Regions from separate parts of the Mus musculus genome. Here region 2 is linked to region 1. The links are chromatin loops, found by intact Hi-C in ENCODE. Cell type or tissue: gastrocnemius. All regions are shown on one strand. Each heading gives the region's core, and the rest is flanking DNA. Links, peaks and the distances in the headings are about the cores only. Region 1 has its middle 23 kb from the start of Gm30571. Region 2 overlaps Hsf2bp (heat shock transcription factor 2 binding protein).

The links. Hi-C counts contacts between places; a loop is a spot of excess contacts. Peaks named below come from ENCODE experiments on the same cell type or tissue, not always from the same donor. Only the 100,000 strongest peaks of a DNase experiment are listed, where the experiment ranks them.
Region 2: a loop joins it to region 1, with 2.2 times the contacts of the local background. A loop is called at or near these places in 5 of 42 quality-filtered maps.

The regions. Positions count from the first base shown.
Region 1 is chr17:31,927,948-31,943,803 of GRCm38, forward strand. No RefSeq gene overlaps it. Among named protein-coding and RNA genes, the nearest start is that of Gm30571, 23 kb to the left of the region's middle. In gastrocnemius, for the core only: a CTCF peak has its summit at 9,532; no DNase peak of the experiment used is centred there; H3K27ac peaks cover 6,141 bases.
Region 2 is chr17:32,000,282-32,016,137 of GRCm38, forward strand. Hsf2bp (heat shock transcription factor 2 binding protein) reads right to left here. Exons shown (of 8, transcript NM_028902.1): 4 at 13,037-13,186; 5 at 10,895-11,027; 6 at 7,395-7,512. Among named protein-coding and RNA genes, the nearest start is that of Hsf2bp, 26 kb to the right of the region's middle. In gastrocnemius, for the core only: no CTCF peak of the experiment used is centred there; no DNase peak of the experiment used is centred there; H3K27ac peaks cover 1,273 bases.

The sequences.
Region 1 (15,856 bases), core at 4,745-12,744:
TGCTAGTGAGCAGATGTATTAATTTTCAAATGTTAATCTTGCATTAGCCTAACTGAAACAGTTTACCGAGCCAAGGAAGGGTTTTTTTCTGTACATTTGCATAAGACTTTCTCTGCGACCAGTGACATCATCTGGGCATTGCAACTGGCTTCCGCCCTTCCAGCTGGACCACTTTCTTGTCCTGTGACTCAGAACAGGATCTAGAGTGGAGGTCACAGTGAAAGACCGAGCATCTTTGTGTGGTTCTTCCTCTTAGTGGGTGGTATGGACTGACTTGTTGCCCCTATGATTTTCTGTCACAGACCTAATCCCAGCATATGTAAGAGGGACCCCATTTGGAGATGAAGCCATTGCAGATGCACTTAGCACAGATGGAGCCGTGTTAAGAAAACCAGGCCCCAGTCTGATAACACGTGGTGTCTTCATAGAAAGGAGACATCTAGAGACAGACACGCATGGAGATCGTGTGAAAACAGAGGCAGAAGTTGGTGCAGGGCTTTTACAAGCCAAAGCCTGCCAAAGCCTGCCAGCAGCAGTCTCCCACAAACTGAGACTGCCAGGCTGCCTCAAGACAGCTCCAGACTGAGCACTTCCCGTGGTTGAAAGCACCCAGTCTATCACTGTCTGGCATCCCTAGTAAAAGAAGAGAGGGAAGAGAGGCCATCCTTTAGTTTGTCGATACTACCAAATCCCTCACAAGCAACAAGGGCAGAAGGGACTCTTGGCTCAGAGTCATAGGTGCAGCCACTGTGGTGGGAAGGCATGGCGACGGAGTGGAATAAGGCCCTAGTCAGGAAGAGTGATGGAAGGAAGTAACTCTCAGCTTGCTTTCTTCTTTCCTTTAGCTTCTCTAACACCCCAGCCCATGGGATGATACAGCCCGCATCCAGGGCAGGTCCTTTTCTCTCAGTGAATCCTGTCCAGAAGCATGCTCACAGACATGTGTGTCTCACTGATGTGTTAGACCTCACAGCATGGGATATTAGCTGTGGGTGCCTCTTGGTCACCCTAAACGTAAGATCCTTACAATTGAAAACAATAAAACAAAAAAGTGCCCAGCAACACTTAGTGCCCCTGACCCTGGGTCAGATAAACTTGGCCACTGCATTTGCACCGACAGGTACCACCATTCCCTACCCTGGCTTAATGGTAGGAACACTGGAGGAGCCGAGAGATGCAAGGAGAGGGTCTTAGACTAGAGTGCAGCCCACCTCCAGCCCAGCTGGGACAGACACCAGGACAGCCACAGGCTCCACTCCATAGCCAGCTCTTCCGGCAGCATGCAATGTGACTCCCCTGTGTGTTAGACAGCTGAGATATGGACCACAGATACTTGGAGCATCCCTATCCACAAGCCCTCCTTATCCTAGCTCTCATAGGGTCTGGCAGCCAGTGGCACTGCGGTGTGGGGGTTGGGGATGGACGGTAGTACTCTCCTGGAGCCTCCTAAAGCTTTATCTCTTCCCAGCAACTCCGTTCTTTCTGTAACTCTGTCACCACTAACCTGGTGCAGTGCCATGAGGCACTGGTATTCTGGCAAGGCACCCTTTGCTATAGCCTCTTACCAGGTCTCCCCAAAAACCTTCCTTCTGCCTCAGGGCCTCCTGCAAGGCTAAGCACTGATGGATTTCCAGCCATCAGGGTGTCTTGAATCTGGCAAGAAGTGCACAGAGTCACGGGGCATGTGTTGAACCCCAACCTAGGACTCCAGACAGACAGAGCTCAGAACCTCTGACACCAGCACCAGTGTGGCCCACACAGTGTCTGCCACTTCTGCAAACCTAGAGCAGTGTCCCCTGAGCTGCTGGTCTCTCACTCCCAAATCGGAGTCCATGCAGTATGAGGCAGTGCAATGCAGCCAGGAAGAGCTTCCTTCCACAAGAGGAGAGCCTTGTCTCCCGCCAGGATCTCATTGTGGCTAGAACCACAGCAATGGAGGGGTTGACCAGAGATGTCCTTAAAAGGGCAAGGCCCAGGCAGCCTCCAGCTCGCAGGAGGGCAGGTGGGGCCACGGGGCTTTTGGGTTTGTTGCTCTGGGTGCTGTGGCAGCAGCTGCTCTGGTCCATTTATAACTCGCAGATCTCTGAGACCCTGGTCAGCAAGCAGATAGCCCAGTCCAATCCCTTCCCATGCCTAGAAGTAGAGAGGGGCGGCGTCTGTGTTCCTGGAACAGTTCCTAGTTGGAGAACTAGAGAGACCGCCTCTGCCTACCATTGGTCACGGACTAAGGCCATCATCAGTCATTTGCCAATCACATGCCTTGGTTGGGGGATCAGGCCACACCAGACTAGCATGGGAGGTCACCGACCCCGCCTGCTGCTGACCACTTGATAATTAAGCAATGGGGACAGCAACCCCACAAGGGAGCCTGAACCCTCCTACCCTGCCAGTTTGGCACAGTCCCCCAAGGCCCCTGGCCTTCCAGGAACTTGAGGCCTTTGTGGGTGCCATCTCTAGCCTGTCCCCATTCCTGCCTTAGCTCTCACCTGGCAGTAGTGTATTACTGAGCGACTCATTCAGTTGCTGGCTCTGTCCCATTCGGACTTTGCCTGTCTCACTCTGTCCCTTGTGTTTGCATGGGTGCCTATTTAAGGGTGAGAGGCAGCTAGGAAAGCCAGACACCTGTCACAGCTGCCCACATGGAGGTTCTCCTTGAAGTACAGGCACTTCGGGGCCAGCTTCTTTGGTCTCCACAGGTCTGGAGTCCCCTGTTTCTGGGACTCCTTAGCCCACCTCTCCTTCAGAGGTGACCCATGTTTTGCATGGATATTTTTCCCTGGCCCTTCCTCCTGGTCCAGTTCTTTTTCTGCCTCAGTCTCTTTTTGTTTTGGTTTGGTTTTTAGGTTTTTTGAGACAGGGTTTCTCTGTGTAGCCCTGGCTGTCCTGGAACTCACTTTGGAGACCAGGCTGGCCTCGAACTCAGAAATCTGCTTGCCTCTGCCTCCGGAGTGCTGGGATTAGAGGCGTACGCCACCACGCCCGGCTTTCTGCCTCAGTCTTAAAACCTGTAGATGATAATGTCCCTTGGCCAGGCCTTACTAGTCTAGCCTCTCCGACACTGACCACAGAGCAGCATCCACCAGGGGACAGAGGAACCAGCAGCGTCGTAAGGAAAAGGCTCCTGGTTATCCACTTAGAGGCTCTCTTGCCTGACAGCCCATGTGGACACTGGGACACCAGACAGGGCACTCTGTTGGGCAGGGACCCAGCCTCCTATCCCCTCTATATAGGAACCTTAGGAGGAAAGACGCAGAGACCCAGAGACTCAGAGACTGTCTCACCTCACAGCCTGGGATCAAAGCTTGGAGGGAGACAGGACTCTATCTGCACAGCCCAGCTGGTCCCACACACATGCTTTTCCTGTGAGTGGATTGATCTGTGTAGTTGATTCTGACTGGCAAGCCCAAATTGGGAATACTTCCTCCCTCCTGCCAGAGCCTGAATTCAATCTTTCCTTTTGAGGTCAGGGTTTCACCAAACCTTGATGACTGGGATTTTCTGGAAGGCTGAGTATCTCTCCTGGGGACCAACAGGGCCCTCCACCCACAGCCCCAGGCCCTGGATGGATGGTTCTCCCTGGGCTAGTTCCAGGAACCCTGCTCACTATCCTGAGGGCCGAGGAAAGCACCTCCAGGCAGTGGTTCCCTGGGGTAAGGGAGGCACAGGACTTAGCCAGGCAGTCAGCTCCGCAGGCTGCCAGCTTCTGTTCCGTAAGGTCACAGGCAGCCCCAGTAGAGCAGTCCAGGCTGCTCCCCGCTTTACTTCTGGCATGGATCTGTGTTTCCTGGACACAGGATTCCTGGCAAAACCTCCCTAGAGAACTGAGGGCCTCCCGTCATTGTTCCCGAGCCGCAGGAACTCAGATAGAGAAGGGATCTTGGAAGTGGCCTGAGCCTCAGGGCAGACTGCAAGCTTACCCTGCTACAAACTGATTTTCCCAACCAATGGGAAGAGACACACGTCTTTCTTCCTGGTTCTTGCTCTCTGACAGACTGGAAAACCAGGTTCCCGGCATCCTACCCTTGGACCCAAAAACTACTAGAGGCAAAGAACTTGGGCAAAAGGTGTCTGGCACTGCCTACTAGCTGCACAGGGGGCCTGTTTATTCCTTGTGGGCCATGTCTGAGCATTGGCAAGTGCCTTCCTAAAGTTTCAAATTCAACCCTGACAGGTGAAAACTCCCCGGGGTCTCCCCCCACCCCAGGGGCAGACTCTCCTGTTCCCAGGTTCCAGCCAGAAGGCCCTGTCTCCATCAGCTCGGCCCAGCCCCCAGGCATGGAAACTGCCACAAAGCATGCTTCTCTACCAAATTCATGGGCTGGGACTCAGGCAACTAGCAGCACTGTCCACTGAGGGACCATGTAGGTGTGGGTGTCCCATGAAGTCCTTGTGACCCTTCACTGGCCTGTCAGGAGTGGGTGGGGCTGAGCTCTGACCCTGAGAGCTCTCCGTGCCTTAGAGGTTAGCTGGCCCTTGGAGAGTCACCCTGGCTGCCCCTGGGAGACAGAAGAATATGCTTCAGCCTCCAACACTGATTTGGGTAGGCAGATGAGGGACAGAAGCTGAGGACCAAGGCTGCTGCCCCAGAGCAAGACCTGTAAGTTCAGGCCATTGTTGGGTCTTTGTTGTTTGGGGTAGGCAGCTGCAGGAAGGTGCTGTTTCCTCCCCTGAAAGGAGGGCTGTGTCTTGGAAGCCTTTGAGGTGGCCTTAGGAACCCCCAGCTGCCAGCAACAAGCTGGAGTGAGGAAACACAGTTTGTGCCTTCGTGGGCCCTGCCTGTGGGCAATGTCCCCAAATCTGGGCCCTTACTCAGCATCTACTTTAGAAAGTGTCACCTTGAGGAATGACCTCTGCTGTGCTGGTGTCAGCACACTTTATTTTTTTATTTGTTTGTTTGTTTGATGTCTTCTGGTCCTAGCTATAAGCTCAGTTTTATGTTTCTGTGGAGAATTATAAAGGCTCCTGTGGTGCCCATCTGAGTCCTAGGAGAAAGTACCAGAAGCATTCTAGGAAGCCAAAGCTATCTCTATGGGTTGGCCTAGGTCACCTGCTCAATTTCCTTGTAATAGCAAAGGTTCTTGTGTGCCCAGCTTCCGGCTTTAGCACTGTGCTGGTTAGATTTTGTCAACATGATACAAACTTAGCACATCCGGGGGAAAAAAAGAAAATGTCTTCATAAGAAGATCAGCCTGTAGGCAATTTTGTGGGGTAGAGTCTTGAGTAATGATTGATGGGGAAGGGTCCAGCCCATTGTGGGCAGGGCCATCCCTGGGCTGGTGGTCCTGGGTTCTTTCTATAAGAAAGCAGGCTGAGGGCTGGGCAGTGGTGGCACACGCCTTTAATCCCAGCACTTGGAAGGCAGAGGCAGGTGAATTTCTGAGTTTGAGGACAGCCTGGTCTACAGAGTGAGTTCCAGGACAGCCAGAGCTACACAGAGAAACCCTGTCTCGAAAAAAAACCCAAAAAAACAAAAACAAACAAAAAAGAAAGCAGGCTAAGCAAGCCATGAGGAGCAAGCCAGTAAGCAGCACCCCTCCAAGTTCTCTGCTTCAGTTCCTGCTTGACTTTCTTCAGTGATGGAGTGTGACCTAAGCATTTAAACATAAACCCATCCCTCTTTTTGGTTGTGGTGTTTTATCACAGCCATAGAAACGCTAACTATGACAGACTGCTGTTTGCTTCCATCTTTGGCCTTCCTAGTTAGCAGGTAAGCCACACCCAGATTTCACCTGCTTTCACAGCAAACATGAAGAGAGGGCAGCTACTGCTCAACCGAGCCAGAGTTTTAATTTTATATTGCAGAAAGCATCTAGAGACATATGGGTTGACAGCTGCTCCATGGCGTGAACGTGCTCGACATCTTAAGTTGTGTCCTTAGAAATGACTGATTGTATGTTTTGTATACATTTTACCAAAATCAAAACCCAACATAAGCAAGGGTAACACCCACCATAGCTGAGATGACCTTGCACATCCTAGGCTGCAGAGAATCCAAGAAGACAGACTCACAGTCTTGGTACAGGGGAGGGGGAGGAGGGATAAGGCACCTCCCCTACCCCCAAGCAAGCTAGTGGTCTTGCTACCACCAGCAGCAGCCCAGGTCATGCAGGCCCAGCAACAGCTCTCATCTCTATGTGGCAGTCACAGCAGCATGTGGGCTGCTTTGAGGACAGAGAACAATGGGCCTCCAACACACAGAGGTGGGGCTTGATGTCAAGGTCAGAGGCCCAGCGGACAGGTTCCAGCCAGAACTCACTCTTCATTCTGGTATGTGCACATGTCAGCACAGGTGCTTCTGGAGGCCAGAAAGGGATGTGGGATCCTTTGGAGCTAAGGTGACAAGTGGAACTTCCCACATGAATGCTGAAAACCAAATTCTGGAAAAGTAGCAGGTGCTTTCCAACTGAGCCTCTCCATCCCTCTGTGTGAATGTTTAAAATTTATTTCTCTTTCTTTTTGAAACTATAACATAATTACATCATTTTCCACTTCCCTTTCCTCCTTCTATGCCCTCCTGTATACTGTGTGGGTTCCTAAATACATAAGAGCGACCTGTTCAGTCTGAATAATTTTACTCATATGCATGCTTTCAGGGCTGACCATTTGGTATGGGATAACCAACTGGTGTGCTCTTCCTGCCTTCTCTTCCACAATGATCCCCAAAACTTAGGTGATGGAGGTGGCAACTTCCTGAGATGGGACCTCATTCTATAGTTTAGACTGGTCTGGAAACCACTATGAAGTGCAGGCTGGCTCGTAGTCATCCTCCGTGATGCCCCAGCTTCTTGTAATGATTTTTGCTAAACCTGCTGTCTTCATCAACAAGCTCTGGGTTCTAGTGACCCTTTCCCTGCAGCTCTTATAAGTCCTGAGAGGCCCTGTAGGTGGGTAACACACAGGCCACCCTCAACCCCTTTACTAGCAGAATGTACTTACGGAATATTTTTATCATGAGAGGCTTCAAGTGGAACTCTGAGGGACCCTCTTGCCCCATGACACCTAGAATCCAGGACCCTGACCTCTTTAAAAAATAGAGGGGTCCTAAGGTGCTCTCCTCAAATGAACCATATCTGAGCTAGGCCACATTAGCTGGGAATACTCAGAGGACACAGTATAGCAGGAAGGGCAGAAAATGCTGGGTCAGGGCTGGCTGGCTCAGTCAGCAAGATATATGGCCCTAAGGAGAGGCCTGAGAGAGCTCTGGGAGGTTAGAGCTGCCTAGAGGTAAAGCGCCAGCCTATCCTTAGGGATGTGACCAGCAGGCCCACAGACACTCAGGACAGACGCCATGGAAGCCCTGGGCAGCAGCTGCATCAGCACCCTGGGTAACCGACAGACACTGTGGCAGCTGTGGCCTGGCCAGGCTCCCACTCACCTTCTAGAGCAACTCCATGCTGCAGCATGGCAGGAAGAGCAAGTGCTATCCACAGGGAGCCACAACAAAACAGCAGCCAAGAGCACAGGTCCAGGCTCCCTACAGGAGCCCAGACCACCTGAGGGGCACACAGACAACCCCAGAGCTGCAGCATGAATCACATACAGCAGCCTGGCCTCATCTGTGGCCTCATCCAGTTGTAACCCTTCATCACGCTGTGCTGGGGTAAAGGACAGTAGGGCCTGTCTACACAGAGCACACATCTGGGAACAGTCAGTGAACTGTGTGCTGCTGTGGTCAGGGCCTTGCCCCAGCACATCTGGTCAGATCAGGCAGCCTTGCCCCATGTCAGCTACACCCTGAGGGCATTGTATAGAGCTGTAATATACTACTCGATCTCTCCTCTAGCAGACATTCTATGGTCTCCCTACATCTCTGGGGCTCCGGTCTCCTTACTGCAAAGTTGGGTACTCCCTGCCATCCTCTCACACCCCTGCATTGCCCCTAGTACCAGGGCTTGCTGCCTGCCCTACCTCCTGACACCAGCCGAGCCATGCAGTTTCTTTAATGAAGAGTAAATGCCATTCTTTTGATGGAGTTCCTGGGCAGGGCTTTGGGCTGTACCTAGAACCTCCAGTTGAGAAGCCCTGGTCTTGGGGGTCCTGGGAATCAGAAGGGACTTTCAGAATACAGCTGTTACCTGGGCACTGCCTTCTGTACCTAGCCACATCTGGCACCCAGCCAACAGCTCAGAACCTCCAAAAGCATCCCAGTGCCAGGGAGGGAGCCTGTGCAGGCTAGGAGCAGGACGGAGGACACAGTTCCTTTCCATCCTGCTGACTGCTGTGGTAAATCTTTCAGACGCCCAAGAGGCTGAGTGCTCAACAGCCTGGCATCAAAGCACTTACTGTTTAAATGGCTTGCCCATCCTAGGAAAACATCATGGCTTGGGCACAGCATGGAAGTAAGGGAGGAAGAAGGGAGGCCTCGCCATGGTCTCCCTCTGTGCCTTCTTACCCCATTTAAAAAAATGCTCTGAGTTCAAGGTTTCTCCACCCCTCCATCCTGCACAGTGCACTGGTCCCACAAGGAGCAGAACCAGACTTGGGAAGCTGAAGCAGGAGTTCAAGGTCTAACTAACCTATACAGCTAGTTCAAAGTCAGTCTAGCAAACACAGCAAGACACTGTCTTAACACAAAGGATAAAATGGCCTGAAGATACATTGCAATGGTAGAGCACTTGCCCAGCACTCATAAGGCCCTTCACTGGATCCTTGGTATCACAAACAAAACAAAAAGAGAGCAACTAACCATGTGATACCTGGGAGGTGTACCTCTGGAAGGCACCTGGCAAGTAGTTAGTTCAATCGCCAAGCTTCAAGTGACAGGGGCCCTGAGCACCCCCAGGCTTCTCTGAGGAAGGAGGCAGCCCCTTACACCAGGTTTCTGCCTCTGCCTTGCTCCCCAGACCCCAACTGCCCTATCCATTATGGACTGAAATCTTAGCCAGAGGCCAGTGCCTAGGGTATGAGCCAGCCCCACTTAGCGTCCCAGGGTGCTAGAAAAAGACTCCGCTTGAGGGGGCTTTTTACTTAGATGTGAGCCTGAGGAGACAGTGTCTATACTGGGATACCCAAAGATGGAAGACAGTCCACAAAGCACAGGGAGATGGCAGGTTAGTGTGAGAGGAAGAACACTTGGAGAGACGGGGATAGGGAGGAAACAGGAAAGACAGGCGCCAGGGCTCGGGGAAGAGACCTTCATCCAGAGTGCCTGCTTACATCAAGGCCCAGTGGAGGGCTGCTAGGGAGGTGGAGAGATGCTGCTGTGTGGAAGGAAAGAAGTGAGAGTGACAAAGCGCATGTGCTGGGTCACAGTCTGGGTTCCAGCAGCAGCAGCAGCCCCCAGCTGCAGTCCAGCTGCTTGGAGCAGCCCAGAGAGACAGGACTATGCTACTCCAGGACCTAGCATTGCTAGACAACACTGATATCTGGCTGGCCGGAGAGGGATCTAAAGCCAGTGAGCAGAGGACAGGAAAGGGCAGACAGTGTGCTTAAGAGGTCTTCCAGAGGGACGACATACCAAGGAGCAGGCTAAACTGGAAAGGCCACCTGGGGTTCAGGGCTCCCAACACTGCCACCAAATGGTGGAAGCCACAGTGATACAGATCAGGAAGTGGAGTGGGTATTTTGTCTCTGAGCCACTTCCACTGGCCACAGGAAGTCACAGGGCCACAGGATGAGTGACTTGGGGTCCCTTTGCCACAAGCGTGTGCCTATAGAGCCCTCACTTCAGATCATGCCTCAGTGTGTATGAAGAGCAGGTTCCCGGGGAAGCACTCTTTCCAGTGAAAGAGTCTCCCTGTGAATTCCAATCTACACATGTCAATGCACACGTGTCCTTTCACAGGATAAATCCTCTACATCGGATGGAAGGGTGGGTTCCATGGATGATGGAGTCCGAAAAATTCAATCTCCACAAGCTGTCTGTCTTCCCAGAACACAAAATCTATCTGACACTATAGAAGGGAGAGAGAGGCTGGGGAGACGGCTCTGTGGGTAAAGCATTTGCCACCAAGTGTGAGGGCCTGAGCTGGAGTCCCTCGACCAACAAAAAGTTGGGCATAGTAGGCTGCATCTAATAACTCCCAATACTTTCATGGAGGGATGGGAGGCAGAAATGGGACAATCCCCAGATGCCTGCAGGCTAGGGAGCCTGGTGTACATAGTACAGGAGCAGAAATGTAAGAGAACCAGTCTCAAACAAACTGGAAAGAGAGGACTCCCACCCAGGGCTGTCTTCTGGCCTCTACCCGCATGCCTTCCGTTCAGCAACACCTGGTAGGCTCGGTACTCAGACCCTGGATGGCCAAGTCAATCTGGTTAGAAGAAACAGAAACCACTAGACTGGCCCTGTGACACCATGAGGGAACACACCCCATTTCTTCCCAGGATGTTCTTTCCCCACCCACCCCATTCTCTGATAATAATATTATCAGATAATAATATTCTCTGATAATAATAGATAATAATATTCTCTGATAATAATAAATCTATTTATTTCTCAGAATACAAATCAAGACATCACACAGCATGACCTAGCTTGTAGGCCCTTTCCCTGTGACCCCCATCTCTGTACGTGGTGAACCCTTAATGCATCATCTGATGATGACAAGGACCGTGTGGGTGTGATGCAAACCCCAGCCCAGTCTTTCTAGAACTTGGTCTCGAACCTTCAGCTTCCTCCCCAATTACAATCACTCCTTGGATTTGCCATCCACATGGGGAGGCTTGCCTGAGACCAGCCCAGTGCTCCAGCCAGCTTGGCCTGCCTACATGCCAGGCTCTTGGGAAGCACTGTGACCACGCTGGGCCTGAGCCACGACTTTCTAAATCACTCTGTTTTCAGTCTAGCCCGCTGGAGCGCTGGCTCACTGACACACCTGTTCACTGCACTGCGTGCATTCCCCTTACTCTCACTCACTGACTCACGGACGATCTATCCTGCCTCGGGTAGAAATTACATAGCGAGGGCTGGATGGCCAGGAACACACACCCTGACCTGCATCAGGCAGGAATGTAACTCAACTTTCTCTCAGATGACCTGGCTTCTCCCAGAGAAAAGCCAGAGGCAAGCAAGACTCCTGCACAGGCAGCTCTGCTGAACTTAGGAAACCCCAGGGAGGGAGTGGGCCAGAGAACCAGAGAGAAAGGGAGGCCGGTCTCAAAGGTCAGGTCTCCAGCCATCCATGTCCATGGACAGCAGAGGCTCTGTCTTCAGGGAACTTCCGGGGCCTGCACCAAATATGGACATCCTTTTGGAAGCTGCTGACTAGGGGTTGGGGGTGTCCTCCCTCTACTCTGTCCCATTGGAGATAACTAGGAGAGGCTCCAGAGAGCTTCAAGCCCACCTGGGCACAGGAGTGGCTGGAGAAAGTGAGCAGACCCAGGAGTGTCTGTAACTGCCTAAGAGACAGATGCTTGCAGTTCCAGGGAGGGGAGTTCTGGAGTACAGTCTCTGAACTGCTTAGCCAGAGTCTGCAGAACTCTCCCAGTTGTACTCTCTGGGGACTGAGGGTAGATGACAGAGGTACCCTTGGAAATACCCCAGGAGATGCTGCAATACCTCGGGGAGCCAAGTGAACTCTCAGATATGTCCACAGGCCAGATCTGGGGCAGTGACCTGATCCATGGCTGGGCAGCGAGGCGGACCACATTCCTTCACTGTGTTGTCCTTGGCTGGAGGCCTGCTCCCACCTTTGTGTTTGCTATGCCAACAACATACCGGTAGATTTTCAGCAGATACCTAAACAGTGCGAGTCGGGGGAAACTGATGGGCAAAACCACGGCTTTCCAAGGTGACGAGGGATAGCTGGTGTGCACACTACACTGCCTTCTCAGTTCTGATGTTCTGAGAGCTACCCGATTTTCTTAGTACAAAAACCTGTCCCGCTTAGAACGTGAGAGGCCTGAGGGAACTGGAGGCACTGGCCAACTGGTGTTGGCCGGGGTTGGGGTGGGGCTCTCCTATTGTATGAGATGACATATACCTACAACCCATTTTCACAAATCTACTCCAGATAAAGCCTCCAGACACCACCGGCATGGCGTGAGGCTGCTGAGGACTGCGTACCCTCACACCCTGAGAAGGCCGTGCCTCCCATGTTGTCACTCACAACTCAGGTAATGAGAGCAGACCTCTGTGAGACCATGAGAGAGCATGCCATATCCTGGGGATGCCTCTTGGAGGATGTCTTGGGATATTTCTTTTGGGGGGCACTTGGCCAGCTGTGGTGCAGGAGCCAGTGGCTATGGACGGAGAGGTCTGGGGTCTCAGGAAATGTTCTGCTTTTCCACAAGGCATGCTATTTGAAGGGTGGTATGGCGGCTAGGCTCAGTGATATCCTAAAGCATAGCACGTGCACATTTATAAGGAACTGAGAGGTAAGCTCAACACTTGCTGGTTGTTCTTGGTGCCCACATTCCTTAACCCTGGTCACCCCAAAGCATAAATGCTGCCCGCCTGCCTTTCTTGTCTTCCTTGGTGGTGAGGCCACTTCATGTGGCAGGAACTGGGCACCTATGGCCCAGCATTGCCTGTTCTCGATAAGGTCAGAGTTCAGTCCCAGCCACAAACACTCAGAGAGGAGACAGCGTCTCCCAAGTCTGCACAGCAGTCCCTGGGAAGGACACGGCGCTCTCCCAGCACCAAAGCTCTTGCCTCTTCTGAAGTGAAAGCTACATCTCCACAGGCTGAGGAGGGCATGGCCCAGGCCAGAATGTTCTGGAGGACTGGGAAATAATGAACTATGTGCTAAGGAAGGTACCCATAACACATTTTGGGAAAGAGAAACTGCAGCATGGCTTATGCAAGCGACACTGGATGCAGTATGCCCTCTAGGGCAGGAATTAATGCCAAAGGGGACTGCTTGGCCCCGAGTTGTATGTGACAAACAGGAAGGCTTTTCACCTGCCTGGACCTTAGTCAAGGGTTTCCTGAGACAAGATGATAGGATCAAGAGCCCAAGAGTACAGGCAGCTTTGTTCCTTGCTGGGAGTCTCCTGTGCTAATGACGTCAACAGGATAGACAGGGCCCTGGAGCTAGCCAGCTGGCAGGTGCATGAACCTCGGACACCACTCTTACCCCAAAGCCTGAACCCTAGGCCTAGGCCCAGGGTTTATTTGTTTCCATTGAGATTCTAGTATAACCTGAATAAAGCTTTTTCCTGGCAACCCCCAGAAATGGGATTCTTTCCAGAACACTAGATAAAAAGGGAGGCTTTAGGAGGCAAGGAAGCCAGGAACCGAGACAGCAGGAGGGATGGTGCTCCACTTGAGGCCAGCCTGGGTTCAGGGCCCTGGTGGTCAGTGAGTTGCTGGTAATATAAGTGGCAGCTGGCTGGAATCTTGTGAGGTAGGGACTTTAGGTCAGTCCTGCAGGACAATGATAACTTGCCACCACTTCTACAGAACTGACAGAGTGTCTGAGCACGTACACTTGGTCTACAGCCAAAACACAGTCACACTGGTAACACAGGGCTGGTCTCAAGAATACACAGGGCTTTAAACCCGTCTCCTGGCCTCACAGGCCCATCAAATGCAAGGGGAATATGTGAGGGAGAAGAGAGAAATGTCTAGTGTATCACAACTCACGGCCTTGGCTGCTCAGAAGCATGTGGCCTTTACCTGTGATACCTGCTCCTTGGAGAATGCTATCACGTGACTGTGATTCACCTTGGAAAGAAAAGGCACCAGGCCCAGGCTGGCTTAAGCCTTCCCACCCTCCCTGCACCCTCTTGGGGCTGCCCTCACTGCCTAGTCCAGCTTCATTCATCAGCGCCCTGGCTCCCTGGGTACCAAGGAAGAAGAGGCCTTTATCCTGGGAGGGATTTGTGGACATCAGCTCACAGCAAGTAGGAAAGGGCATCACTATCAGAGAGAGAGAGGAAAAAGAGAGAGAGAGAGAGAGAGAGAGAGAGAGAGAGCCCATTTAATGCTTAAATCCTTAATCTTCTTATATTCAAGTGTAAATCCAAGGTCTCCCCACCCCGCCTTCCCACAGCCAGCTCTTTTACAGCATCCACCACAGGGTCAGCTGCACTGTAGCTCACCCTCCCTCTGCAGGCCCTCCACGAGTACTCTCTGGCCTCCTGCCTCCTCTTGCTGCCTGGAATCTTCTTCGTGGACAGTCACAGAAGTATTCTGCATGAAGCTGGAGCTATAAAAATGCCTTCAATGAAAAGCCATGCTGACTATGTGGGCAGGCGTCACTTTGCCAACTGTCAGTCACTGTGCCGGGAACATTAGGCTCACCTCTGAGAGGAGCAAGAGGCAAGTCAGGGAGCCCCTCTGGGCACAGTCTATAATCCTTATAAAAAGGGCTACTCATGGAGCTAAAGTGTTTAAAACCCAGAAGGCAAAATATACACCACCACTTTCTGAGCTCTGAAAATCACATTTGTTATGATGTGTTGAAATGACAACGACAAAGTTGAACACGCTATTTGGAAAACTGGATATCCACACACCCAGCCCTCTACCTTATACCATATGCACGAGCTGGGCATGGTGGCAGCTTCCTCGGTTACTCAAGATGTTGAGATTGGAGGACTGCTTAGGTCCAGGAGCTCCAAGTTACACTGGGCAATATAGTGATACTCTCATCTCAAAACAAAAACAAAACCCTCAGAGTGGATGAAAGCTCTAAAGCAAAGAGATAAGACCATAAAAGTCACATGAAAGCAAGGGAGGGCTTCCCTCATGACTGCAGATTTGGTGATCTCAAAGACGCTGAGAGTAAGATGTAGATAGAAACAGAAGCTGGCCATGATGGAAAGGGACAGCTCCTCCATGTTAGAGGACACTGCAGTGAAGATGTCCTACGAAATGGCGGCAAGCACCGGCAAGCCCTCAGTCTGATCAGGGATCCTGAACATGTGGAAACCCTGCAGCTCTGCCACAGAAAACAATAGTTCAATTCAAAAATATCTCAAGGGCCTCAACAGACCTGCTGCCAAGGCAGCCACAGCAATGGTCACTATAGGCAGCATGCAGCGCTGGGGAAGAAAAGACCACAGTGAGACCTGCATCACGGCTACTACCATGAATGGTCAATTGGTAAGAAAGAAACAGCAAAGAGTGTGTAGATGAAGACTCTTGCACTGCTGTTGGTGAGAAGAGACTGTGTGCAGCTTCTGTGGTCAGCAGTTTGGCTCAGTGGATAAAACTTTGCCATGAGAGTGTGAGGACCAGAACCTGGATCCTTAGGATCCCTGTAAAAGTCAGGTGGGTGTGACAGTTCCCCGTAATCCTTATTATCCAGCAGGTAGAGACAGTGTCCCTAGGGCAAGCTGGCTGGCTGGATTGGCTGGAATCATCAAACTCCAGGTCTGGTGAGAGATCCCACCTAAGTATATACCTCGGGAACTAAGGAAGACATCCGACATCGATTTTAGGCCTCCAAACTTACACATAGGCACCTGAACATATGCATGTGCAACCACACACACACTTATTTATACAAGCAAAAAGACTTAAAACACAGTGTTACCGCATGATCTAGCAATTTCACTGCTAAGAATCAAAAGTGGGGACTCAAGCAGACCTTTGCACACTTGTGTTCTTGGCAGGCTTGTTCACTAGTAGCTAAAAGGTGGAATGAACCCAAATGTTCGACAACAAATGCAGAAATGCACTGTGGTCATGTGAACATGGCTGTACAGCCATTAAAACAAGGAAGCTCTGACACATACTCAACACACACAAACCCCAGCGTTACACAGAGGAAATACCCAGACCAAGTGGGCAAACGTTCCAGCTAAGTTCACGGACACAAAAACAGTCCAGGCACACCAAAACCTAGGAGACAGAGCTTGGGGAAGGGGATGTTATTTACTGGGCCTTAGTGTCTGAGATGAAGATGAAGTCCTAGAAACAGAGAGTGGTGGTGGACATGCTGCTGAATTCTACATTAAAAATGGT
Region 2 (15,856 bases), core at 2,558-10,557, 70 kb after region 1:
TGAAGAATGTGGCTACTTTTTGCCCTTGACTGAAAAGTCTGCCTGAGGCTAAGGTAAAGCGACTCAGATTAATTGCACTGACAAAGGAAGTTTCAAAAAAGCTCAGCGGAGACTTTGTTCTCTGGTTAAGTCTTTTTTTGTTGTTTTTTTGTTTTTGTTTTTGAGACAGGGTTTCTCTGTGTAGCCCTGGCTGTCCTGGAACTCACTTTGTAGACCAGGCTGGCCTCGAACTCAAATTCGCCTGCCTCTGCCTCCCGAGCTCTGGGATTAAAGGCGTTCTGGTTAAGTCTTATGAAGAGAAGTTTGAACAAGCATAGCAAGCTTAGAAAGTTAAAATATAAAATATATGGTTCGAGTATTAAAGGAGTACCAGGAACTGAAATGGAGCAAAATCGGTGTTCTAGGAGATAACAGATTAAGGAAGTGGGATCTTGGAGCAAGATCCTACCCAGCTAAATTTAGATCCAGGCATGGTGTTATACACTTTTAATCCCAGGAGACAGGCATGCCAATCTACAGAGCAAGACCCAGGATAGCCAAGCTTAGGCAGAGAAGGATTTGGAAAACAGAAATCCAGTGACAATGTAATAGTACAAGGGGGTCATGTTCTAATTCCTGCAAGCAGCAGAACTCGGCAGCTTCAGCCATGTGGCTCTGGCTCTAGAATTAAGAATGGAAAGAACTACTGGGACAATTGATGCTGGTTAGCTGGAGCTAAGGAATTAGCAGTGATTAGGAAGAGACCAGCATCACTGAGGTGAAATCTTCTGGGAACTGTTTTCTGGAAGCACAAAGAAGCTGTGTTCCAGAGATAGCCAAGGTTGTACCTCATGCTGCAGCTGGACTTGGTAATGTGTAAGAATCACCCAGGTGGTACTGGTTTTGAAGGCATGAAGGTGTCATGAAGAACAGCTGAGGCTTGGCACTGTGAGAGGTCATGGAAGGCCATTGGAGAAGGTATAGCCTCAGCTGTAGTTGATGGGCCAGGACTAAAGGGGTTGTGCAAGGATTTGAGGCTTGGCACCATGAAGAGAGCCTATGATAGGCTATTGGTGAAGCCTAGTTGGAGTGGAACACCCCAGTGTATTGGAGATGTCAGTATCATGGGATGATCACCAAGAACAGCAGCTATAGTGGAGTGGATCAACCTGAGCTTAGAGTGCTACAGAGGGCAGAGCTGGAGAAGTGATGCCAGCCCTTAGGAGGAGTCCAAAAGATCAAGTGGAATCCCAGACACGGAAACAAGAAGCTGTAACATTGAAATTGCCTTGGAGACTCAAAGATGTTAAAGATGCCAGAGCCATGGGATACATGCTGAGGAAAGCTGCTAACGGAATGGAACCAGCCCAGGAGAAAGCAGTTTGTTGCAGTCAACAAAGATGAAAACGGAGTGGAGATCTGAAGACTGCTTTGACATCAGCCATGGAGATGCAGAGTTTGGACTTGGACTTTGCCCAGCTGGTTTCCTACCTTGCTTTGGGGATTACAGTTAATTAGTTGGATGAATCTCAGAAAAGACCTTGAACTGTGGACTTTTAACATGTTGAGACTGCTATAGACTATGAGAACTTTGAAAGTTGGACTAAATGCATTTTGCATTACGCTATGTTTAAGTATGGCCCCCATAGGCTCATGTTTTTGAACAAGTCTATGAGGGCCAGGGAGTAGAATGTTATGGTTTGTATATTCTTGGACCAGGGAGTGGCACCATTTGGAGGTGTGACCTGGTTGGAATAGGTGTGTCACTGTGGGTGTGGGCTTAAGACTCTCACCCTAGTTGCCTGGAAGTCAGTCTTCCACTAGTAGCCTTTGGATGAAGACATAGAACTCTCAGCTCTACCTGTGCCATGCTTGCCTGGATACTGCCATGCTCCCACCTTGATGATAATGGACGAACCTCTGAACCTGTAAGCCAGCCCCAATTAAATGTTGCTTTTTTTTATAAGACTTGCGTTGGTCATGGTGTCTGTTCACAGCAGTAAAACCCTAACTAAGACACTAAGACAGAAGTCATGGAAAAGGGTAGCTGATAGCTGAGTTTAACGTGCCCCACACCTGTAGGGAAGAGACCCCTGACAGGTGACATGGAATAGGACTCCTGGAAAGACCTGTTCCCAAGTGACCACTTGGTTCTCAGCTGAATGTTCTACCCCAGGTACGGACTGGGTTGCAATCCTGGCAAAGGGAACATCCTCTCCCTGAATGGCACCTAAGTGGCAGATACTGTGTTTCAATGAGATGGGTTTCAGAACAAACTGCATGTTGGTCAGATGAAAGTAGGAGGGAGGACAGGCTCTGCAGGGCCATTTCTAGTCACAAATGGTGAACTGCAGAAACACATCTCAGAGTTTCAGATCCACCTAGTCCTTCTCCATGAAGTTACTGTTTTCTTATCCTCCTCAGTGTTAGCACCTGGGTGGAAATCAGTGGAAGTACTGACCTGGTGGAGCCTCAGGGCCTTCACAGCCAAATTCCTGGAATCTACATGTCATGAAGAGACAGCCCACCTCTGTGATTGGATCATGTCTTTCTCGTTCTCTGGAAGACATATCTTTCAGCCATATGTGGATTGCTTTAAGACCCTTCTCGTGGAAGCTCTTATTGGCTAAAGACAACAAGTCTGGAATAGTCAGAGTGAGGGCTGCTATTTTTATTATCTGTTTGCTTTGAGACAGAATCTTGTATAGCCTATGCTGCCTTGAACTCTATATAACTGAGGGTGACCTTGAACTTCTGTTCTGATTCCCCACCTCTATATCCAGAGTGTGAAGTGCAGGCATGCGCCTCTATGCCTGATTTGTATGGTGACAGGGTAGGCCTCCTATGTGCTAAAAGCAGGTCTTCTACCAACTAGGCCAAAGCCTTAGTGTGTCCAATGAGTGTGTTGCTTCTCCCTCATGCTTTTCAACTGAGTATCACCTTTAAAAGGCTAAAAAATTTCACATGTCTAATATGAAGCAAGAGTTTTGGGTTGCCTGATTCCATCAAGGGTCAAATGGAAATACTAGTGTCACATGACAGCAGGGGAAGAAAAACTCAGGAAGTAACAAACACACTCTTGGGAAGTTCCTGAAACTCAGGAGAGCCTCTCCCCAAGGTTACATCAGCACTGGCAACTGCTGGAGGATCAGCCCGCTGCCTCCAGGTTGTCCAGGGAAGTGAAGACACACAGCTCCTGTGAGTCATCACCCATGCTGGCGTCAGAACTCAGGTATGCAGCTGCCTTTGACTCATCCATGTTTCAGTAAGCAACCCAAAACATTTAGGTTCACTAAGCTAATCAGCGCCCTGTCTGGGGGAGCAGACATTTGTTCACATCTCTCCAAAAAAAGTAACATAACAAAGCCCCTCACATTACATTTTGGCAAAGACTCTAGTTGTATTGTTCCAGTCCTGAGAGCTTGAGAGAGGCTGGATTCAAAATCAATGGAATTATTTGATGGAAGGAACCTGAAGGCATAGCACTCAGGCTGTAACAAGATTTCTGCCCACCATTATCTAGGACTATAGTTAAAGTGAGTGGCAAGTGGAATAGAAGGATGTGATCTGACTCAAACTCAAGGCAAAGAGACAGCTACCTGGGACAGTTGTAGACTTTTAAAATCTCAAAACCAACCCCTAGTGACACATTTCATCAGATGAGGCCACACCTCCTAATCCTTCCCAAACAGTTCCACTAACTAGGGTCACACATTCAAGCACAAGGGGCCATTCTCATTCAAACCACCATAACAACTGAACCATAAAGAAAGTTTTACAGTTAAAAACCAGCTGGGAGAAAGCTGGACCCATCTCTAGCCCTGAGGCACAACTCTGAAAGTGAGTATCCTTTGATGGTAAAGTGATAAGAGCAAAAGCCCCAGGAGAGAAGTGAATCACAGACATGCCAAAAATCTCAGCACAGCATAGCAAAGGCCCTATTTAAGTGGACTCAGACTACTGTCAACAGCAAAGGGACTTCAGTGGAGGAGATAGAAGCTGACTGTGTACAATCCTGGAAGGCTGCTGGGAAGGGAAGTCAATCTGATGGTTCTGCAGCAGGTCCACCATCACTACCACCAACATGTGCTTACTAAGACCCACAAGAATAGAGGCCAAAGAAGGGAAGCAAAGAAGCAGCCCTCACACAATGCTTGCTGGGAAGCTGAAGGAGAGATTAATTGGTCCATGAACACTTATAGAGACCACAGAAGAAAAGAAGGCAATGAATCAACACCCAGAGCCCACACAGACACCAGCACATCACTGTGGAAACAGCTTAGCAGGAAACAGAGAAGGATACAGACAGGTGATTCACAGAGAAGACTTAATGGGATGAGCATGCAAAAAACATGCCACCTCACTGGTATTCCAAGTCAGAGGAGGGACGCAGCTGGGTGAATGGCTGGCCAACTGACTGATGACACATATACTCTCCATAGGAATAAATAACAAAATGCTGACAGGGTGTAGGAGACAGTACAATAGCAGCATCTTACATCTGCATGGGTGCCACTTCTCAAAAATCCCACTTCTGGGGAAACTCCTACAGAAACTAACACACAGCTCCACAAGTAAATATTTACCAAATGTTCATTGTAGCAGTGTATATGTAGAGAAATTAAAAATATTCCAAATGTCCCCTCAAGCAGAGAAAGGTGATCTCAACATTAGGATTCTGCAATTTTTGAGACACGCCCCCCATCCCCCAAGAAACAGATAAGATCCACAGTCAAGTTTTAATGCTATTACAAAGAAAACTACATGTCACATTACAGCATGCATTGTTCATGCACATAGACATGTCAGCATAAAACACTAGTGCAGACTGCTATGTGGCTTACACAGGGTATCACCATGGATCCTCTCTCCACTGAACACAATGCATGGAGCAGCTACTGAGACCATGATTGGTGAGCAGCACATGAGCTGAGGAAATGGAAGCAGAGCATGAAGGACCAAACCACCAGCTCCCATTGGCCTGCACTCAGACTGCACAGAAGGCTCTCTCTGTCTGAGTAGAAGAAAGGGGGATTCTTCTGGTAGCCACAGTAATAGTAGGAGCCTCAGGCAATTCAGATGCTGCAGAAGGGGATGTTTCCCCACCTTGAAGGACCTTGGTAGCTGCAGGCAGTTAAGCAGCAGCCACAGTAATACTCTAGACCACACCAAGCCTCTGCATTCCAGCTGGGGAACACCAGAGCACTAAGAGCACTATGGAGAGTCAGCAGTTCAGGAAGGGACCTCAGAGAGATACTTCTAAATTCCCAGTCTCACCTCATCATACACAGCATAGTCTCTGGGCCGCTAACCAGCCCCTGTGTGGCACCAGAAGACACACAGGGCAGTTCCACTGGCCTGGGAAACAGCAGGTTGAAACATTACAGACATGGGGCTGATACTGAAACAACATGTGACTTGTGGCTCAAATCCAATGCACTGTTGAATCTTCCAAAGGCTTTAAACATGAGGCTTCTGACATATCTCAAATGCCCAGGATGCATCCAAAATTATTCAGCATACAAAGAGAAAAAGAAAATCTCACTTCATGGGAAAATATAAGAGACGCCAAGGCCAAGATGGCACAGAGGCTGGAAGTATCTGCCACAGAGATTTAAGGGGCTCCTGAACTAAGTAAGAGAAACCTGTAATACATAGGCATACAGTCGGAAAAACACACCACAGGAAGAACACTAATAACCCCCAAAGCGTTCTGCCATGGGTCTATATGTTAGCACAGGAATGTTTGCTGTGAAAAGCACTAGATTCCATTTCCAGCACTGTCCCCCCAAAAAGGAAAAAAGACTTCCCGTCCTATTCCCCAAGACTATATATACATCATACTCTGATAAAGTTAAATTACATGGCAAAGGAGGTTCTGCAGATGCAATCACAGTTACTAATCAGCAGGCACTGAGCTGATTAAACAGGTTTATCCAATATGTCTAATCTACACACATGAGCCCACAGAGAGCAGAGCTGTCTCTCTGGCTGGGAACAACAGAACAAGTGTGATACACACTGTGATGGATAATCATGATCAGCTCAACCGGATTTAGAATTAACATGGAAAGGCAACTCTGAGGGTGTTTCCAGAAGGTTTGGAAGGAAGACTCACTCTGAATATAAGCGGTACCACTCTATGGTCTGGGGTCCTGGACTGAATAAGGGGATAGAGTGGGCTGGTGAGATGGTATAACAGGTAAATAGTTCCCACCAAGACTGACTGGCCTAAGCTGGGCAATGCTGGCGCACGCCTTTAATCCCAGCACTTGGGAGGCAGAGGCAGGCAGATTTCTGAGTTCAAGGCCAGCCTGGTCTACAGAGTGAATTTCAGGACAGCCAGGGCTACACAGAGAAACCCTATCTCGAAAAACAAAACAAAATAAAATAAAAAAGACTGACTGGTCTGTGTTGAACTCTTGGAGCCCACATAGCAGAGAGAACTGATGTCCATTAGTCATCCTCTAAGCTCCATGTGCATGCTATACCGCGCACACAAATTCATGAGGAGCACACACGTGCACACACATAAAGAAGGAGTTAAAAATACTTTTCAAAAGGAGAAACCCAGCTGAGTGTCAGAATTTTCCCTGTTTCCTGAGCATGGAAGCCATGTGACCAGCTGCCTCACACTCCTGCCACAATGCCTTCCCTGGACGAGGGACTGACCGCACCCTTAAAGTGTGAGCATAAACAACGCCTTCCTTCTTTAAACTGCTTGTGTCACAGCAACCAGAAAAGAAACTAATACAGATGCCAATTCTGAGAAGCACTGTGGCATGACAGTGGGGCCATGTGAGGAAGAGCAGTCAGCCCTGGACAGGATTCAGCTGGCCTGCTACTCAGCCGGTAGACTACAACAGGAAAGCAGATTCTTCAGAGCCTCCTCCAAGGACCCAGCTGAGCACCACGCAGCACCCAGCACCCAGCACCCAGCACCCAGCAACCAGCAGAGGACCTGGTCAAGCCAACTCAGACACTGACCTACAAACAAAACTGAGATAGTAAGTGGAAGTCTGGCCTGATTTGTTACAATGATTAAAGTTTATACTGCCCATAGCACACACCTACTGAAGCTCATCCTGGGGCCACTAGTAACACAGCCCTGAAATATTTAGGGTTCACTAAGGGGTAAATATTCCTTTTCTTGATTTATGGGTTTTTTTCTGAAATACTATTTGACCCAACAGCCAGCAGGCTAAAGCAGGAGGAACATGAGTTCAAGGCCAGCTTGTGCTACACATTAGCCCTCTCTCAATTAAAATTAGATAAAATATCATCTGAAGAGATACTACATTCCTTAAGTCCTGCCTCCTGGTTTGTTAGAACTGCTGGATCAACTGTTTACGGATGCTCCATCAGCACATTCCAAGCGCTGTGCAAGTTGAGAGACTGAGCTGTTCTCTACTTACACTTTGAGTTTGGTGCACTGGCCAGGCTTTAAGTCCCCCAGCAGCTGCAACATGGTGTCCAGGAGCACCCGGCTGGAATTCACCAAGAATTCACGACCACACGCAATGGCGGCAACATCTGCAGAAGACAGAACAAAGCATCACGATTGCAGGCGCAGCCCAGAGCACACAGTGGCAGACGAAGAGGAACAGCTCCATGCGCGTATCACCACACATGCACGCACACATCATGGCATCAACATACCTGCACTTTCACTCTATTTCTGCCGCTGTCTCTCACACACACGGTGCTGATGGGGACAGTGCTGCTGCTGATGGTGACGGTGGTGATTTTTTTTCCTAAGAAATCATGGGTGCTTCACATTCTGGAAAATCCTACTTAGAAAGTATACTCCTTGACTTTCTCTTTACAGATCCAAGGAGAGCAAGTAACCAATAAGCACTGAACCACAGTGCTGCTTGCAGAGTTCACATGGTACTGAGTGAGGACCTGACAAGGGTCAGAGCAACTACACATCAGGAAGTCATGCCATAACCGTGGGAGGAAGCACGTGGACCTGGGTGTCTGCAGCCCCATGCCCCAGAAAACCAGACCAATAGCTACCTGGTCCAAGAAGAACGCGGAGCTGACGACTGGTCTTGCTGGGGGATCAGGCATGGACTAATGACTTTTAACTATGACATGAAATGGGAATCATACGGCATCAAAGGTAGAACATGAAACCTGAACCTCAACATTCTCCTGAACGTTCTACCTGACTGTGATCAGTAAACACATCTTTTCATACCCTCAGACTCTGCAAGTGAGCATGGAACCAGACCAGTCACTGGCCCCATGACTGGTACAGCCAGGACTGGCCACCCTACCAGTATTCACACAGAGCTATAAGGACTCATCAGTAAGTCCAGCACACAATGCACCTCTCTATAGAGTCTTCTGTCAGGACTAAGAAGGAGGCATGATGCAAAATGATGAAGGTAAGTAACCAAGGAGGCTAAAATGGAAGGGGATGGGGCAGCAGCAGCCTGCCTGCCTCCCCTTGGCTAACAAAATCTATCCTAGGGAGGGATACAGGTCAGTGGAATATCTCATCTGCTTACAGTACTGACTCCATCAACTGTAGTTAGTTCTGTTCTGATCTCCTCACACACTCTGCAACACACACATGCACACATACATATAATAGAGAATTATAGACACACTCGGTGGGTGCTGCAGAGATGGCTTGGTAGTTCAGAGCACTTGTTGCTCTTGCAACTCTTTCAGCATTATCTACTGAAAATCCTAACGGTGGATGGTGTGGAGTCCCCACAAACAAGAAACAAAATCTTTATCTGCATGTCATGGTAGTACTGTGGTGGGGTGAATAAGAATGGCCCCAGTGGGCTCATACATGTGAATGTTCAGTCATCAGGAATGGCACTACTTCAGAAGGATTAATAGGATTAGGAGGTGTGGCTTTGTTGGAGGAAGTGTCACTAGGGGTGGGCTTTGAGGTTCTTTTCCTTCCTTCCTCTCTCTTTCCTCCCTCCCCCATCCTCTGCCTGTGGATCAGGATGTAGCTCTCTGCTACTGCTCCAGCCCCATCCATGTTGCCATGGTCTCTGCAATGGACTAATCCTCTAAAGCTGTAAGCCAGCCCCAATTAAATGCTTTCTTTTTAAGAGTTGCCTTAGTCATGGTGTCTCTTCACAGCAGTAGAACAGTGACTAAGACAAGTACCTAACCTAACCCCACGACAGCCCTCTCTGCAACCTTCCTGCAGCCAAACTCTCCCCAGAACAGAGAGCAGCACATCTGGATTTCCAGAGTCTCATCCATAAAGGTGAAGCTCTGATCTGCCTTCATCTGCAAAGCCAACTCCCACGTCTTAAACTGAAATACACATACCCACTGAGGACACATGCAGCCCTGTGCAGTGTTACTGTGTACAGTCCATACCTGATCCTTCACAGTATACTGACTATGTGACTGCCTCACTGTCCCAGCTAAAGAAAAACACAAGCTTCTAATAAAAACTCCAATCCATTGTATAGGGCCAGCTCCACTAACTGAAGAATGTTAGCAAGAAAACTCTGCAAGACAAGTAGGAGAGTTTTATATAAGAAACTGAGTATACGGGTGCCAATTTTTCCAAAACTTACATGATTGAGTTATATCAAAGACACCAGAGTCACACCCATTGAATAAAGAAACGAACAAGCCTTCAGTGATCTCACAGCACCATTCAGCAAGCCACCTCTTGGAACCAACCCCAGAACATGAAGTTTCTATCTGTGTGTATGAAAAGTCAGACTGTGCACCAGGGGCACGGGATAACTTTGTCTCCACAACCTCTGCAGACATTCGTTACCCTTGTCTGCTATACCCATAGAATAGAGAGTGTAGAAATATCATAAACATCCTACAGTACATGGATACCCCTCTGCACAGCATGACAACGCCAAGAGAGAATATGCTGTGCATGGCCCTCCTGAAAGATCACCACCTCTCAGAGCCGCCTCCACTGCAGGAACCCCAGCCTGTTGCAGAACAGTTGCGGGGGAGGAAGTAATTAAAGATGGAGAGGGAGAAGAAAGGGGGTGAAATAACAGCAAAAATATCTGAAAGGTCATAAAGAATGATACTAGTATCAGTTTACCTAAACATATGCATACACAGCCAACCCCAGTTACATGCTTTCTTTTATAAGAGTTGCTGTGGTAGGGCTGGAGAGATGGCTCAGTGGTTAAGAGCACCGACTGCTCTTCCGAAGGTCCTGAGTTCAAATCCCAGCAACCACATGGTGGCTCACAACCATCCATAATGAGATCTGATGCCCTCTTCTGGTGCATTTGAAGACAGATACAGTGTACTTAGATATAATATTAAATAAATCTTTAAAAAAAACGGCTCCATTCTTCCCCAGGGAAGGGAAGGAGTCTTCTAAAACATCACAGCTTTTCTTGAATACATCAGAAACCTAAGGCTGGCTGTGAAGTGCCTAAGGAAAGAGACTGGGACTTACAGGTAGAGACATGGGACAAGCATTCTCAACCCGGCGCAGATGCTCAAGGCCCTGTCAGCCAATCCCAACAAAGAAGAGCGAATGTTTACCAAGCCAGCCCAGCTGCTGTGGAAGGCTGATTATGGAAGGCTACAGCTTCACATCCTATCTGGGATATTCACTGCCACATGGTTTTATTCAAACTCCCAGAACTTCAAAAAGATGAAAAGCAACCGGGAGAGTGTTTGCTGTGTGCAAGACTGGAAGATCAGTTTGGTAGCAAAACAATAAATAGCAACCAAACAAACCTGGGTTTCCTTTAGATCAGTTACTTCTAAGTGATAGTGACCATAAGCCCTTGGGGTGCTTTCCTATACTATATACACCTGACACCTCTCCCAGCTTACTGAGATAGACTCCAGTGTGAACATTGTCCTTCAGACACACACGCGCGCACACACCCCTGTAATTACCAACCCTGATATACAGCGCTGTATCTGAAAAGTTACCTACTTGTTACAATTCCAGCCAGTGCAAAGACAAATTGATTTTCATCAGAATCAACCTCCTTGACATCCCCATCCAATGACTTCACAAAACTCTCCATCGTCTGGCCAGTTATGTTGAAAAACTTCAATGCTTTGTCCTGAAAGATAAAAAAGATAGAACTGTCACATCTTTCCAAAGAATCCTGGGTAACAACACCAGAACGGGCAAGCTATATAGAAGAGAAACAGGGTGTAATTACAGAAGCAATCATAGAGAAGCCTGTGCCACCATTCAACCAGGAAGGGACACAGTCGATGCTGACAGTCATACCTGGCCACAGCAGCAGAATAAGTGACTTTTGAGTGTTCACCCCTTAAGGAGACATCTGCATTAACCCCATACACCCAGGCTCGGGGAACATCACAGAAGACTGCATGGAAAGAATGCTGGACTTGGAGGATAAAAGGAGTGCTGCAAATGCTGTTCCCTGGCCATGACAGGACCACTGCACTTGTGACTCCCGGCAGCTGTGCTACCTGCACAAAGCAAGCCAGTCCACAGTGCACGGAGACAGAGGAGAGATGGGCTTATGAGGTACTGTGCCTCACAGAGGAGTGACTGACAATTTATGGCTGCTGGAGTCGGTGCTCTTCAGGACTGTGGGCACTGGTAGGCCCATGCTCTAGTGGATGGCCCTACACCCAGCCATACGCAGGCAGCACTAATGGCCTTAGTGACATATAGATAAAAAAAGGAAGTGGGCATAGGAAGTTGAAGGGGACGTGGGTTATGTGACTGAGATACACTGTGCATGCATATGTGTGTATGTGTGTATAAAACTGTCAAGATTTACTTAAAACCAGGGCACATTTTAGAATGCAAAAACAGAAAAGCAAACCTTCGAGAACATCACAAAGGAGCGCCTTGGGTGGCAGGATAGTCTGAGAGTGGGGATGAGCTCCCAGCTCTGCAAGGTTTCTAAGAACTCAGCGAACCACTTAAGTCCAGTGGGAAAACTACAACATGGAAATCATCTTTATTTTTAAGGCAAAGTCTCATGCAGTCCTGAATATTACACTTTAGTAAAGCTCAACAAACGTTTAAAGGACACTTAAGACCTTCCTTGGGGTCCCTTAAGACCTACCACTGTGTGTGTCCTCTAAGAGGTGACTAATGTATCTCTGGATTTCTGCCAGATACCTTCCTCTCCACTTCTATTCCTTCCCCCAGAATCAGACGCACCCAGTGTGTGCTGGTGCTTTCTTCCCTCAGCTGTCACCTCACCCTGACACCACACCTGTTTACTCACACAGCTCCCACATGCCTCCTCCCTCCCCATCTGCCCTGCAGAGTGCTGCAGCCTCACCCCTAACCCTCACTCGCTCATCATCATGTTAATTTCCTATATTTATCCATGTCCTATCACTCCTTCATTCAAAGCACTTGCCCGCTGCTTCAGGATAGGAGCCCTCCACTAGGTCATATGATCTCCCTCCCCTCTATCCAAAAGGAAGACATACTTCTCACTCCTACCTTTTTTGTCTTGTTTGGTTTTTTTGAAACAGAGTTTCTCCATGTAGCCCTGCTATCCTAGGCTTGCTCTGTAGAGCAGACTAGTCTCAAACTCAGAGATCCTCCGCCTCTTCCTCCTGGGTGCTGGGATTAAAGGTCTGTGCTACCATTCCCTTCGGGCCACTCTATACCGTTGTTTTGACTGCTTCTTAAAGTATCCTTACCACTTCTGCCATTCTTATCTACTCATCAAGGACAATTTCAAATTCTTCTCCTTATGGGAAATCCCTAACATACATACATATAATACAATATACTAGGTTACATAAATATGTCAAATAATACAACCTGTTTAATTTCTGTCTTACCCATGAGGTAAAACACACATGAGCACTATGAATGCCATTAGATCTCTATGCATACATTAAGTGGTTAATATACAAAAACTCTTCTTGGTTACTGGGACAGAACATGGTACTTAATTTCACACATCCCCAGAGCACCAGGTGACACACTGAACACAGCAGGCATCTGGTCACCATCTGGTGAATGAACTTGCAAGTCTGCAGCATGGCAGGCCTCAACAGTCAATGTCACAGCAGACACACTGCCTCTTCTAGTCACAGGCACATTCAACAGTGCTAGACAACTTACTCCTCCTAGAATGGTTTTGACGACCTCCTCGCTGCTGGAAACCCCCCAGAGGAGGGTACAGGTGACAGCTCCCATTTGTGTGCAATACTCTGCCTGCTGGAGGAGCTGCTGTTTTGCCTCATTCAGCTGCTGTCGAAGAGCCAACTTCTCCTAAATTTACAAAATATAACAAGAAAACAGATACTAGCATTCAATCTCAAAAACCTCTATCACATGTTCTTTCACAATGATATTTATTAAAGAGAAAGCATTCAGAATTCTAGCCCTTATGAGTCACAATTCACATCTAAACAGTTAAGTTCCAAGCTTACAGAAGAACACACGGCTGTTTTACAGCTTATGAAGGATAACTGCAAAAAGCTAAATTCATCCATTTAAGTAAAGAGAAAACTAGAGGTGGCTTGGGTCCCAAGTGATAACTCCCTAGCAGAGCTGCTAGAGTCTGCAGTGACCTAACACAGGCTGCACTGCACAGCAGAGCTGCTAGAGTCTGCAGTGACCTAACACATAGCCTACAGTACACAGCAGAGCTGCTAGAGTCTGCAGTGACCTAACACACAGCCTACAGTACACAGCAGAGCTGCTAGAGTCTGCAGTGACCTAATACACCCTGCACTGCACAGCATTTCTACTCAGGGAGCCTGTTGCAGCCAAAGATTCACTCAACTGGAGGAGTTTAGAAAAAGAATTATAAGAAGTCCTCTTCTAGGCCAATGTTTCTCAGCCTGTGGGTTGCAATCCCTTTGGGGGCCAACTGACTCTTTCACAGGGGTCAACAAGAACTATCAGAAAACAGAAATATTTACATAATGAGTCATAACAGTAGCAAAATTATAGTTATGAAGTAACAACAAAAATAAATTTATGGCTGTGGATCACCACAACACTGAAGAACTATATTAAAGGGTGCAGCATTAGGAAGGCTGAGAACTCATGATGTTCTAGTCAAACATGAGAGGGTCATCACAGGGGCTGGAAAATATTAAAAGCATGCGTGGCTGTGAAATGGCATCAGCATCAAACACCAGACCTAAGCTGTGAAGGTGGGTACCAGAGACATGCTCAGACCCAGCACACGGATAACAAGACCATGGAGGCCAGGGAAGGTTCCCTGCCCTTCCTCCAGAGCACCTGAGACAGCTGCAGCTGGGCCAGACTCTCACAGGGTCACGAAGGCAAGAAGAGAACCATTCTCCTGGTGACCCTCACGGCTGCACATCCCAAGGAGTTCTCACCCTCCCTAGGGATCGAGTTTCTCTGGTGCTAAAACTCCCTTTAAGGAGACAGCACTTCCTGGGAGATGAGCAGGGATGGGCATATCCCTCAGCTGTAGAGCACCTGCCTATCATACACGAGGCCCTGGGTTCTACCCCCAGCACCACCAAGGAGGGAGAAATAAACCAAAAATCATAAAAACTTAGGTAAATTCATTTATAGTAAACAGAATTAGCTCAACCACAATTTAAATTATACTAGATGGTTGAGGGTTGTTTTTTTTTTTTCTTTTAAAGAAGTCAATACTTAATAATAAGGTGTTTTTGTCTAGAGTTTCAAGAGAATTGAGGGTGGAACTGGAGAGATGGCTCAGTGGTTAGGAGTACTGACTGCTCTTACAGAGGATGTAGGTTCAATTCCCAGTACCCATTGTAGCTAACAATGCCTGCACCTCTAATTCCAGGGGTTCTGACACCCTGTTTTGGCCTCCATGAGTACCAGGTACACGTAGTACACATAAATACATGCAGGCAAAATACCCACACATATATAATTAACAAAAATTCTAAGACTCTAAACTATGTGTTTCTCATGTCTCAGACTCTAACCTGTTAATGTCAAGTGTCCTCCAAAATGCCCTGTCCTGGGGTCAGCCCTTTCCCCCCAGCTCTGTTACTGGGGTAAAGAAAAACAGCAAGTAGCTAAGGGGATTAAAAAACATTGTGTCCTTGAGAACAGCCAGAAGGTGAAGCCTTTCCAACAGAGATTATTATTGTTGACCCACGGTCTAATATGTCTGCAGTGGGAGCTGGATGGCGAGCCTCCCAACCAGTAGTACTAGTTAGCTGCTTCTTCCCCGGTCCGGTTCCTCTGAGAGCTGAAGCCTCCACTGGCTGATGTTCCCTTTGTCTGCTCTCCATCAGGCTACACCAGTCATGTTTGATGATGTTATCTATTACTTGCTATTTGTTCTTTCCCTTTTGGTTGCTCCATACCCAATAAACCCATTTATCTGAAACTGCAAGTACAGAACTTTCAAATATATCACAACAAGACCCTGATCCATTAAAGTAAGGTAACCCTCAATCTTCCAACTTCAACCAGGCATGGCAGTACACATGTAGTCCTCACACTCAGCAGTCAAAGGGCAGAACCGAGGAAGCAAGATTCTGTCAAGGGGTGAAGGAGGGAGGCCACAGGTTGAGAAAAACTGCATCCAAAATCTATCAGGCCTGCCACACACGCCTTAGAGGTTCCAGATCCACTGACTCAGCCAACAGAGGCCTGAAGCTACCCTAGCAGACATTTTTGTAGGTGCTACCAGTTAAACTCTGTACCTCACACTCACACAGCCAGCTCTTTACCCAATAAGCCATCTCCCCAGCCCGATCGGGTACAGTAACAATTATACAGCATTTACATTGAATTAGAAAGCACAAATAACGTAATTAAGGCATTTATGTGTGGGCTGCATGCAAATACTGAACTTGTTCACAGAAGGGTCCTGAACACCCTAGGCCTATCCACAAGAGGTCCTGGAACTGATTCCCCAAGATACTGAGGGACAACTGTACCTGAAAGAGGACAAACAATCCAATCAAACAT